Regions from separate parts of the Mus musculus genome. Here region 1 is linked to region 2. Evidence: chromatin loops called from intact Hi-C (ENCODE). Cell type or tissue: gastrocnemius. All regions are shown on one strand. Links, peaks and the distances in the headings refer to the core of each region. The heading gives the core; the rest is flanking DNA. Region 1 holds the start of Gm30106 (a long non-coding RNA gene). Region 2 overlaps Mast4 (microtubule associated serine/threonine kinase family member 4).

The links. A loop is a pair of places that touch in the nucleus more often than their neighbours do. Peaks named below come from ENCODE experiments on the same cell type or tissue, not always from the same donor. Only the 100,000 strongest peaks of a DNase experiment are listed, where the experiment ranks them.
Region 1: it touches region 2 in a loop (2.9-fold over the local background); 12 of 42 quality-filtered maps call a loop at or near these places.

The regions. Positions count from the first base shown.
Region 1 is chr13:102,907,717-102,913,099 of GRCm38, forward strand. The region is part of intron 4 of Mast4 (microtubule associated serine/threonine kinase family member 4); the gene reads right to left. It overlaps Gm30106 (a long non-coding RNA gene), which reads left to right and starts at 86. Exons shown (of 4, transcript XR_382843.4): 1 at 86-5,383. In gastrocnemius, for the core only: a CTCF peak has its summit at 2,137 (motif pointing right); no DNase peak of the experiment used is centred there.
Region 2 is chr13:103,107,012-103,112,394 of GRCm38, forward strand. The region is part of intron 3 of Mast4 (microtubule associated serine/threonine kinase family member 4); the gene reads right to left. Among named protein-coding and RNA genes, the nearest start is that of Gm30050, 13 kb to the left of the region's middle. In gastrocnemius, for the core only: a CTCF peak has its summit at 3,134 (motif pointing left); a DNase peak (open chromatin) is centred at 3,109; H3K4me3 peaks cover 422 bases.

The DNA.
Region 1 (5,383 bases), core at 150-5,149, 200 kb before region 2:
CAATATGTTATAGCATCCATTGCCTCAGGATACAGGTTTTATTTTATATCGAAGAGTACGTAGAGATGGTTTGCCACATGTGGGAGTATGCAGAGTCCACACGCACACATTCTGTCTTATAAAATTTTTGTTAGAAAATTTTAATGTTCTTTATTTTATTTTTTATTTGTTGCTGTTGTTGTTTTTTGTTTTTTTTTTTTTTTTTTTTTTTTTTTGAGACAGGGTTTCTCTGTGTAGCCTTGGCTGTCCTAGAACTCACACTGTAGACCAGGCTGGCCTTGAACTCAGAAATCCGCCTGCCTCTGCCTGGATTAAAGTGCACCACCATGTGCTCCGTGTGCTTACAGGTACCCCCTAGTGGCCCAAGGAAGTCATCCTGTCTCCTGAAACTGAGATTACACACAGTTGTGAACCACTAAATGTGAGTGCTGGGAACTCAGTCTACAAGTGTTCTAGACTGCTGAGCCATCTCTCTAGCCCCATGTCTAGGAGGCTTGAACATCACTGGTCTCTGGAATCTCAAAAGATCCCAGATTGTAAGATCCTCATGAATACCCAGAGATGTCTGGCCACTCTCAATGGTATAAAGTACACTCTGAGAAGTGTAAAGAAACCCATGCAATCGTTGAGTTTCTCTCTAGTGATTGTGTAGCCTGGGCCATCCTTTGGTTTGCAGGCTTCCTTGTACTTTGGAAAATGTTTGGCAACATCCCAGACTCTTTCCATTAGATAGCAGAGGTGCCAATCAAAAATGTCTGCAGACACTGCCAATGCCTTCTTGTTGGGAGTCACTGTTCTAGATCATGTCTCCCTCTGAGAAAGGAGTCATATTGTCTTTGATTCTGGCCTCAACACTTAATCTAACCTTAAGCAAGTTATTTAATCTCTGCCTATTTTCCCTAATTATAATATTGGTCCATAACAGAACCAACCTCTGGGAGTTGGCATATGAAAATGAAAATGAGATGACCCATCTAAAACCTCTCAGTACATGTAATGTCTGTACTGAGTCAGTGCTGACAATATGAAGAATCTAAAAGAACATTTCACTCAATGATGTCATCCTGGAGAGAAAGGGCAGTCCAGCATGTTCCGTACCCTCCAGTGCTCTGAAAGAGGGTCTTCCTAGATAGCAGCCACGTGGTATTTACTTGGCTGCTTACTGCTGCCTTCCCTGTGAGACTGTTTCTCAGGGCAAAGGCCAGATTATACTGTATTCTGTATTTCCAGAACTGAATAGGCTCAGACTTACACAGACATTTTTAAAGATGCTTGCTGAATAGTCATTTCCACTAAGCGTCTACTCTTTCTCTTATGAGACACAAGATTGAGCAGTATGAAGACATCCATCAATACCCTCACAGAACCCTAAATTCTCAGTATTCTTACAACAATGTTATTAAATTCTGAAGGCTTTCTCTTACAACTCTTTGTCACCAAGGATATCAGTACAAACATTTCTTAGGTCCTAGCATGACTTCAGGAAATATCACAGGCAAACACAAGGAAAACTCCCCTTTGAGTACCCTCTCTACATCCCATAGACAAACCAAAGATTTCCTGAGCTTGTTGAGGAAGAGGGGTGCCATAGAAGAGCAATCAAGGTTGTGAGAGAGGATTTGAAATTGTGCTAGAAAAATCTTGAATTCAGGTATCTACCCCATGAAAGAAGAGAGCAGTTGAGGGATAAGAAATAGCTGACTAGCTGACCAGGAATATTAGAAAGACTGTATGCGACTAGGGTTGCAGCCACAGAGGGAAAAGGTGTGGGAAGGGGAGTCAAGTTTCCAAGAGGAGTGCTTAGTCATATACACAGAGGGTGAAGATATATACATAGGGCGAGAATTCTGCTCTGAATGGGCTTAAGTAAGACCTGATGTCTTTACTTCCCAACTCTCCTCCATAATCTTTCTAAAAAGTTCATTTAGTTGGCATTGCCTATAAGCATGGCAGCAACTTAAATGGGTCCACTGATATAATCAACCCTTTACTTTTCCCTCTTCACCACCTCTGCTTTCCATTTTCAGGAATATCTGAAACCTTCCGATGCTAATAGCTAATGTCAAAGACTTTTTACAATTATGTGATCTAAAAGTATGAATGTGCATATATGGGTGCAGGTACTCAAAGAGTCCAGAAGAGGGCTCTGGATACCCAGGATCTGAAATCACAGATCACTATGAGTAACCCAACATTCGTGCTGGGAACCAAATTCTGGTCCTCTGAAAGAGTGGTACACGCTCTTAAGTGCTACCTCCAAATTCTGGTCCTCTGAAAGAGTGGTACTTGCTCTTAAGTGCTGCCTGCCACCTCCCAGACCCCAACACTAATTTTAACTAAATATATTGGATTATTTTCCCTGAAAAGGTTTGGGAAGATCTGAATTTACCCACACTGAAAAGGTAAGACTAGGTAAAGTACACACACAGCTAGCGATATATTAGCTAATACAGAGCAAGTACTTGATAGATTCCCACACTCCCTGATGATAAGAGTGGGTGTGACACTCAAGTGTAACCTGTCTTCTAACCTGTATGACTTGATTTAGTAACCTATGATTCAGAAGGCAAGGCAGTCGGTAAACATGGGATTGAATTTGTCAGAATTACTGACATTTCCTTACAGACAAAATAATTATATAGAGAGGAGAGGAAGCACAGTTGAGTTGCAGTTGCCATAAAGCTGATGAACTGAGAAGAAACTGAGCCTTTGAAGGCCTTAGAACATAGCTGGTCTTGGCCAACACACAGACACTCAGCAAGATGTTCTACTTATTGGACAGCCACTAAGCCAATACAACAGTGGATATAGTCTGGGATCCAGACTGCTCATTCATTTATCAATATGTCAATATCAGTCACTGCTTCTCCAAGGAAGGCAAGTGGGATGGGAAGATAGGTTTGTCACCCAACTGGGAGGGTAGCTCTGGAAAAAAAATGGTAGAAAACAGAAGGTCTAATCCTTTGCAACTCATTCCCCTCATATGTTTCGTAATGTCCTTTTTACAGATCTTTTACTCTCCCTCCAGATGCCCCATGCCCAAACAGAATAGTATTAAAAAGCTAATATCTATGGACAGATTTGTGTGTACTATATAGAGATTAATTTCTCTGGGCCAAGTTGTTAGGACTGGGTAGCTTTCAACTCCCTGTTTAAGAATCTGTGTCTGTGTATCTACATCCAGGGAGGATGCAGAGTTTCCATGAAGACTCTACCTGATCCTGGCCTAGTGGCAATTCTGCTGTAAACTCTCTTGATTCATTCCTACCCCTGTGTTCAGCACCTAAAAATGAACGAGTATTGCTCAAGGTGGTTCACATCTGTAAGTCCATTAGGTCGGCTTCTAAACTCTTTCCTGAACTTAAGGAAAAAGGTCTGATATGCACACTGACTTTTCTAAATGAGAAAGTCTACAAAAATAGAACCAAAGAGGGGTCAAAATAAAATGTAGGAAAAAATGTAGAAAGAAAATAGAAAGGATGCTATATACAGGAGGAAGAACAAAAAACACAATGAACAGTTGGAAGACAGAAACTCTCTTATGTTATTAAACAAATGGATGCTTACAATACTCAACTGTAAGAAAGATAAACAAGTTAATTTTATATCCAGCTACTGCACAGAAGCAGAAGTTGGCCTAGTCGGCCATCACTGGGAAGAGAGGCCCTTTGGTCTTGCAAACTTTATATGCCCCAGTATAGGGGTACGCCAGGGCCAAGAAGTGGGAGTGGGTGGTTAGGGGAGCAGGGTGGGGGGGGACTTCTGGACAGCATTTGAAATGTAAATAAAGAAAATATCTAATAAAAAATATATATAAAAGAAATGTACTTGAGCAGATGACTCACTGTTAGAAATTCAAAGCTACCTTTCTTATGCTCATATGTATGTAATACCATATTTTTGTGCTGGAACTATTGCACTTCTTTTTACAAAGAGAAGACAAACAAGAATAAAAATTGTATGGACAATTCACCAGATTTTGGGGGTATTTTTCAAAATATCGTCGAAGATACTTTATGTCTGTAATAGATCCATATCTTCTTTCTTCAGGGAAGAGTAGGCAACCTAGTTGGTTAAACTTTATTCTCATGTATGATTTTGATGATTAAAAAGAAAAATAAGAAAGATAAACAATAAAGAACTGGTAGGGATACATCTAAATGGAGAAACCCATAGCAGACAATAATCAGGTTGTATCACCCTAGGAAAAGGTGTGTGTGGGGGTGGGTGGGGGGTGGGGGTGGGGGTGGGGAAGTATCATAAAGTAAGATGCAGAGTTCTAAAATTATTGGGTAAGACAAAGAGTCAATTTCTCTTTCCTAATAGTCCGTCAGAGAGCTATATAATCCTCATGGTTGGCGTGAAGAACATGTTCTAAATGGTGACGGGAGAACGGAGATGGGACAAAAAATGGGAGGAGAATGCAATGTGTCCCACAGACATTCTGATCTTAGGAGAAGCAGAAGAGCAGAAAGATAGGAGAAAGTAAGTATCACCCATGAACCTAAGAGAATGGGCAGAGATGGGGAATGAGGACTTCTACTCAAAGTAGCCTCTTGACATGTGTGATGGATAAGCATGGTGGGTCAGGCCTGGAGAGCAGGCAGAGAAGCACTTCTAGGAAGGAAACCCTTGCAGTTCTCTGCTCTGTCAATCAGAGGACGGTCCTGTGAAAAAGACCACAAATGAGATGGATAGAGCATCCTCTGCCCCCCAGAGGAGAGCAAGGACATAGAAAAGGAGGTAGAAGGAGGCTATTGGGCGATCCATAGCTGAGAGGTGTGATCTGAACGAGAATGGCTTCCATAGGCTCCTATATTTAAACCGTTGGTACCCAGTTGGGAGAATTGTGTGGGAAGGATTAGGAGGTGTGGCCTTGCTGGAGGATATGTCACTGGGGTCAGGCTTAAAGGTTCCAAGAGCCCTCTTCTGTCTCTTGTTTGTGGATCAGATGTAAGTTCTCACTACAGTTCCAGCACACTTTGCCTGCCTGCCTGCCTGCTGCCATGCTCCTTGCCATGATGGTCATAGACTCTAACCGTCTGGAACACTGAGCCCCCAAATCATCTGCTTCCATTTATAAGCTGCCTTGGCGACAGTATCTTTTCACAGCAATAGAAAACTAAGACAGATAGGCTTCTCGACTTTAAAACAGCTGTCTGGAATATACATCAGCAAATCGAAATCACACAGACCTCTAACAGGCGACCAAAAGAATCACGGAACAGAGGGCAACTCTCTGAGGTCAATGACCTCTTCTCATACACAGGAAGGCTCACACACACAGCGAGACCAGACCTTCCCTGCCTCGAGACGGAACCCGGCAGCCATTTGCTCTAGGCAGTCTTTGTGTAAGCCTGACACCCACGGTCGGTTAGGTAAA
Region 2 (5,383 bases), core at 229-5,228:
CCAAGGCGATGAAGATTCCTAAGTCAGAAGTGAATGAATCGATTTGTTGAAATCATAGTATTAGTATTTTTTTATCCCCTCAATTCAGAAACCAATCACTTGGCATCTACTAAGCATTAGACATCAGGATGGATTTTGAGAATAGGGAGGGGGAGAGACTCAGCCTCCGGTTCTAAGACACTGAATAAATAAATGAAAGGGAGGAAGTGAAGAGAGAGAGAGGTCAGTATTGCAGGGTGCACTGCTGCTTTAATGCAGAGTGAGGATGTTGGGTGAGCGGGCTGAGAGCAAGGAAGGGTTTGGCATGAGAGGTAAACCAGTCAGCAGCAGAGATTCGGGACCACAGACGCACCTTTTATAAATCCACGAGGCTAAGGCCACACCAAGGCCAACTGAGCCATCATCCTCTGGGGAAGGACCAAGCATTAGCGGTTTCTGACACTCCCAGGGGAGTGTAGAGTGTATACAGGTCATAGGAAAAGGAAAGAGAAACTCTCAGTGAGGCAAAAAGGATGTGGGGAGGGTCTGGAAGCATGCCACATCAGCAGAACAGTGGTACAAGAGCAGGGCAGTGATAAAATGTAACAAGCAGGTGGGGCACAGTGGGTCATAATCTCTAACTACAGGTCACCCTGAACTTGGATACACTTACAAGGACCACAGAACTAAAGGTTACATTATTCGGCCATTCTCCTGCCGGCTAGATTTGCAGGAAACAACTTTGTTCTACTTTTAATACTCGTGCAGATTAAGATTCAGTGCCTTCTATATCCAGAAGATGCCCCAACTGGTAAGAAGGACACATGCTCCACTATGTTCATAGCAGCCTTATTTATAATAGCCAGAAGCTGGAAAGAACCCAGATGCCCCTCAACAGAGGAATGGATACAGAAAATGTGGTACATCTACACAATGGAGTACTACTCAGCTATTAAAAAGAATGAATTTATGAAATTCCTAGCCAAATGGATGGACCTGGAGGGCATCATCCTGAGTGAGGTAACACATTCACAAAGGAACTCACACAATATGTACTCACTGATAAGTGGATATTAGCCCAAAACCTAGGATACCCAAGATATAAGAATCAATTTCTTAAACACATGAAACTCAAGAAAAATGAAGACTGAAGTGTGGACACTATGCCCCTCCTTAGAAGTGGGAACAAAACACCCTTGGAAGGAGTTACAGAGACAAAGTTTGGAGCTGAGATGAAAGGATGGACCATGTAGAGACTGCCATATCCAGGGATTCACCCCATAATCAGCATCCAAACGCTGACACCATTGCATACACTAGCAAGATTTTATCGAAAGGACCCAGATGTAGCTGTCTCTTGTGAGACTATGCCGGGGCCTAGCAAACACAGAAGTGGATGCTCACAGTCAACTATTGGATGGATCACAGGGCTCCCAATGGAGGAGCTAGAGAAAGTACCCAAGGAGCTAAAGGGATCTGCAACCCTATAGGTAGAACAACATTATGAACTAACCAGTACCCCGGAGCTCTTGACTCTAGCTGCATATGTATCAAAAGATGGCCTAGTTGGCCATCACTGGAAAGAGAGGCCCATTGGACACGCAAAGTTTATATGCCCCAGTACAGGGGAACTCCAGGGCCAAAAAGGGGGAGTGGGTGGGTAGGGGAGTGGGGGTGGGTGGGTATGGGGGACTTTTGGTATAGCATTGGAAATGTAAATGAGCTAAATACCTAATAAAAAATTAAAAAAAAAAGAAATAGTGCCCACACCCCCAAAAAAAAAAAAAAAAAAAAGATTCAGTGCCTTCAAGACCCTCTCACTATCTGTCAATCACCTTCGGGAGTGACCATAACACTCGAGAAAAGGGGCGTGGCTGAGAGAAACAGCAAGGAGGAGGCGCATGGGGCCTGTGGCCATAGGAAAAGGTGGCTCTCATCTCCTGAAGACTAGTATTGCCACAGGAAGGCAAAACTTTCTCTGCACGTTCCTTCCTCTCAGACCCAAGGTCACTGGAGTGGGGCCACCCTGCCCTCTCTGCCCTTCCTACCCACACTACACAGCTCTATTATTAAATGTAAACTTCATCTTTCCTTTCTCCGGGTCTCTCCAAAGCCACCAGACTCTGGTGACAATTTCATACCTCTCCTGACAACCTTGAAATCCTGTCAGAGCTCTCCTCAGAGACGGCAGGTAAGGCTATCTGTGAGCGGCCTGTTAATTGTATTCTTTAACTGTCCTCTGCAGAATACAGGACACAACTGGATGGGGACATCGTGGCTGTTTTACCCGAGGATAATACTAACAGATTAAATCAGATTCTACGGTAGATTCTTCACCCTGAATCATGGAAAAAAAAAAAGCAGGTTTCTTTCCAGGGAAAATATAACAAAATATAAAAATTGATTAGAAATAAGTCTAGAGAGCACCCTTATTTGGGCCTGAAGCACAAGTTTTAAAATGCACGCCAGTGATTTCACTGCCCCACTTCCAGGAGGGATACTCGCAGGGAGAAAGGTAAATGTCTACTGCTTGCTTCTAACGAAACACCTTTGACCGGTTTTTCCATAAAAGCCACAACTAATACACTCCCACCGTGGAGTTATTTAGCTGTGGTGTTTGATTACACATGCAGTGAGTTATTGATAATGCATCCAGTAACATAAAGTCTACTCCTTCAAAAGGAGCGTACGCTTAGCATGTTTCACCAATTCCTTTTAAGTTACTGGAAGGGATTTCTCCAGCTCAAATATATACAGCCTTTCGGTGATAACTCAAACACGGAAACCCAGGATACAAAAGCATCGTCCACACATTATTCCCTAAAGCTCAAAACACTATCGAGAGGAACACCTTTTTCTCCTTTGCAGCAGTGATCTGAGGCCAACTACCACGGAGAAAATCTCCATGTGACGTCAAAAAGCGTTTTAATCTCAGATTATCCAATTGGCTTTCTCACGAATGGTTTCGTGTGCTCTGACTGTTTTTCCTCCTATGGCTTGTGAGTCACAGTGCCTTGGTGAGTCATCTTGCCAACAGAGTGCACCTTTCTTTCACATGCATCAGAGATCCTTTAAAAGGGAAAGCAACAGTTTGGCTTGTATCCACCACAAAGGCTATCGGCCGATGCGCCACCTTGTGGACAAAAGTAACCACTGCATCGGTTGACTTCACAGTGGCTCTTTCACCAACCACCTTTTAAAAATGCTTGGCTTAAATGAGTTACTAGAGATGAATCGAGGTGAAAATACATCCCTTGTGTGTTTACATTTCTGTAAAGACCCACAAGAGGGCAGAGCATGTGGACACCAGGACAAAAGTGACTGTCTCTTTGTACTTACGGTACACAGATCTCACAGCATTAAGACATAGTCGTCACCTGTTAGCTTTATCCCAAGGGCTGTACTGTCAGGGAGGTACAAGGCTCTCAGGAACAGGTTCTGTGGCTGCATAATTTTGCCCATAGCTCTGACAACATTTCGGAACTCTAAAAATCTATCTGGGGATCCTCTTGTCAGGAGAGATTGACAGAACGGTGAGGAGGGGAGGGGAGCATCATGGTCTGTCACTGCCAAACACGTTTACCATCTTAACCCACAGGCCTGGCATCAGAAGGCAGAGATCTGTTGTTAGTGGAAACAGCCCAGGAAGGCAGGTTAAGACCCTCCAATAGTCCGTCTAATGTTCCCTATGTCCTTCCAACAAAGCACGGGCTGGCGGAAGCAATGCAGAGTATGGTGTTCAGTGCCTACTGTGTGTTTATCACATGCATGTGCACCTGATATTCCCTCTAAACACTGCATACCATGGACTCAGTTTGTTTCATGCTACTAGAAAGCAATGTTCAGACTCCAAACTACCCATTTTTTCTCTCAGTGGATAAAACATACACACACACACACACACACACACACTGCCCCCTGTGCTACTCGGTTCACAGAAGCTGTTTGTTCAATTGGTTGGATCTGAGATGTGTATGTGTGTGTGTACACTAAGCACTGAATCCAGGCTTAGTAAAGCAAAGAAGGAGTTGTACCACAGAGGAGCCCTACCCTCTGAAGCCCAAATAAATAGTTTCACAAAGGGCATTCTTAGGCTCTGATCTCCTATATCTTTTACTTCGGTAAATTAGAAGCAGAAATACAGAAGAGTGCTGCAAGGTTCAGCAGCAGGACCAGAGGAAAGTCCTGTCTTTGCCGTCCTTTCCTTTAGGGAGCCGAAATAGCACAAGAAGTCCAACGAGGAGGCTGGAGGCTGGGAATGGCTCCGTCTACAAAGAAGTGTTTACTGTGCAAGTCTGAGAACTTGAGTGCAGATCCCCAGACACATAGCTCACTTCTGTCATCCCAGGAGCTTACTGGCCGGCTAACCCCAGGTTCAGTGAAACTCTGTCTCAAAAATTAAGGCAGACAGTGATTAAGAGAGACACAGATGTCAACTTCTGGCCTCTGTAAATATATGCAGGAATGAGTGTTTTGCGCACACACTCTCTCTCTCTGTCTCTCTCTCTCTGTCTCTTTCTCTCTCTCTGTCTCTCTCTCTCTCTCTCCCTTCCCCCCTCTCTCTCTGAGTATGCACACATGCACACAGAGAAAAAGAGCAACAGGGGCAGGCAGGCAGAGGCAGATAGAGATGTGGTGGAGGAGGGAGGGAGGGAGGGAGAGCACAGAGAACATGGGCAATGGAGCAAATGAAATCTGTACCTCAGCTCTTCCCCACACCCCTCAATGCCCTTGGAAGGTATTCTAACTAATTGCTTCCTTTGATTTCTCTTCGCTTCCTTAAGGGAAGAGAAAACACATTTGCCTGTGTTTACTTCCAGCATTTTAGTTCCTACGTTTTTTCCAGACCTACAGAGTGTAAGAATAGAATTTCCCCCCAGATATCCACCAATTGTGTACATTTTTTTCTGTAATACTGTAGGTAGTTGAGAAAATGCATACATTCTAAACAGAAATGGCTTTTCAACCTTGCACCTTCAGATAAAAAGTTCCCCCCACAAGGTGCTAAAAGGTCAATAAATGCATACTGAGATAGAGACCCTAGAACAGTCTTTTAGGAATTGCACTTCCAATAAAAAAAGAGAAAAACCCTCTTTAAATGCCAAAAATAAATCAAATCTCCAGGAAGTGCTTTTTTATGTCTGTTCTGGCTGACAGCATTCTTCTGTTTTGGAGTTTGGAGTCAGGCACTTCCAGCCTTTTATCCAGAGATGCATCAGCTTAGCCCTTACCATGCCGCCGCATCAGTACCAACTCTGTACGGATAATACACTTCTTCACCATGACAGAAACGGGAGAACAGCAAAGGCAGGGCCTGGAGGGAGGACCAGGAAGCAACCAAGCATGGTCAATAAATTCCACAGCAGACAGCCTTCTGTGCTCCACCCAAGGGCAACACAGAAAA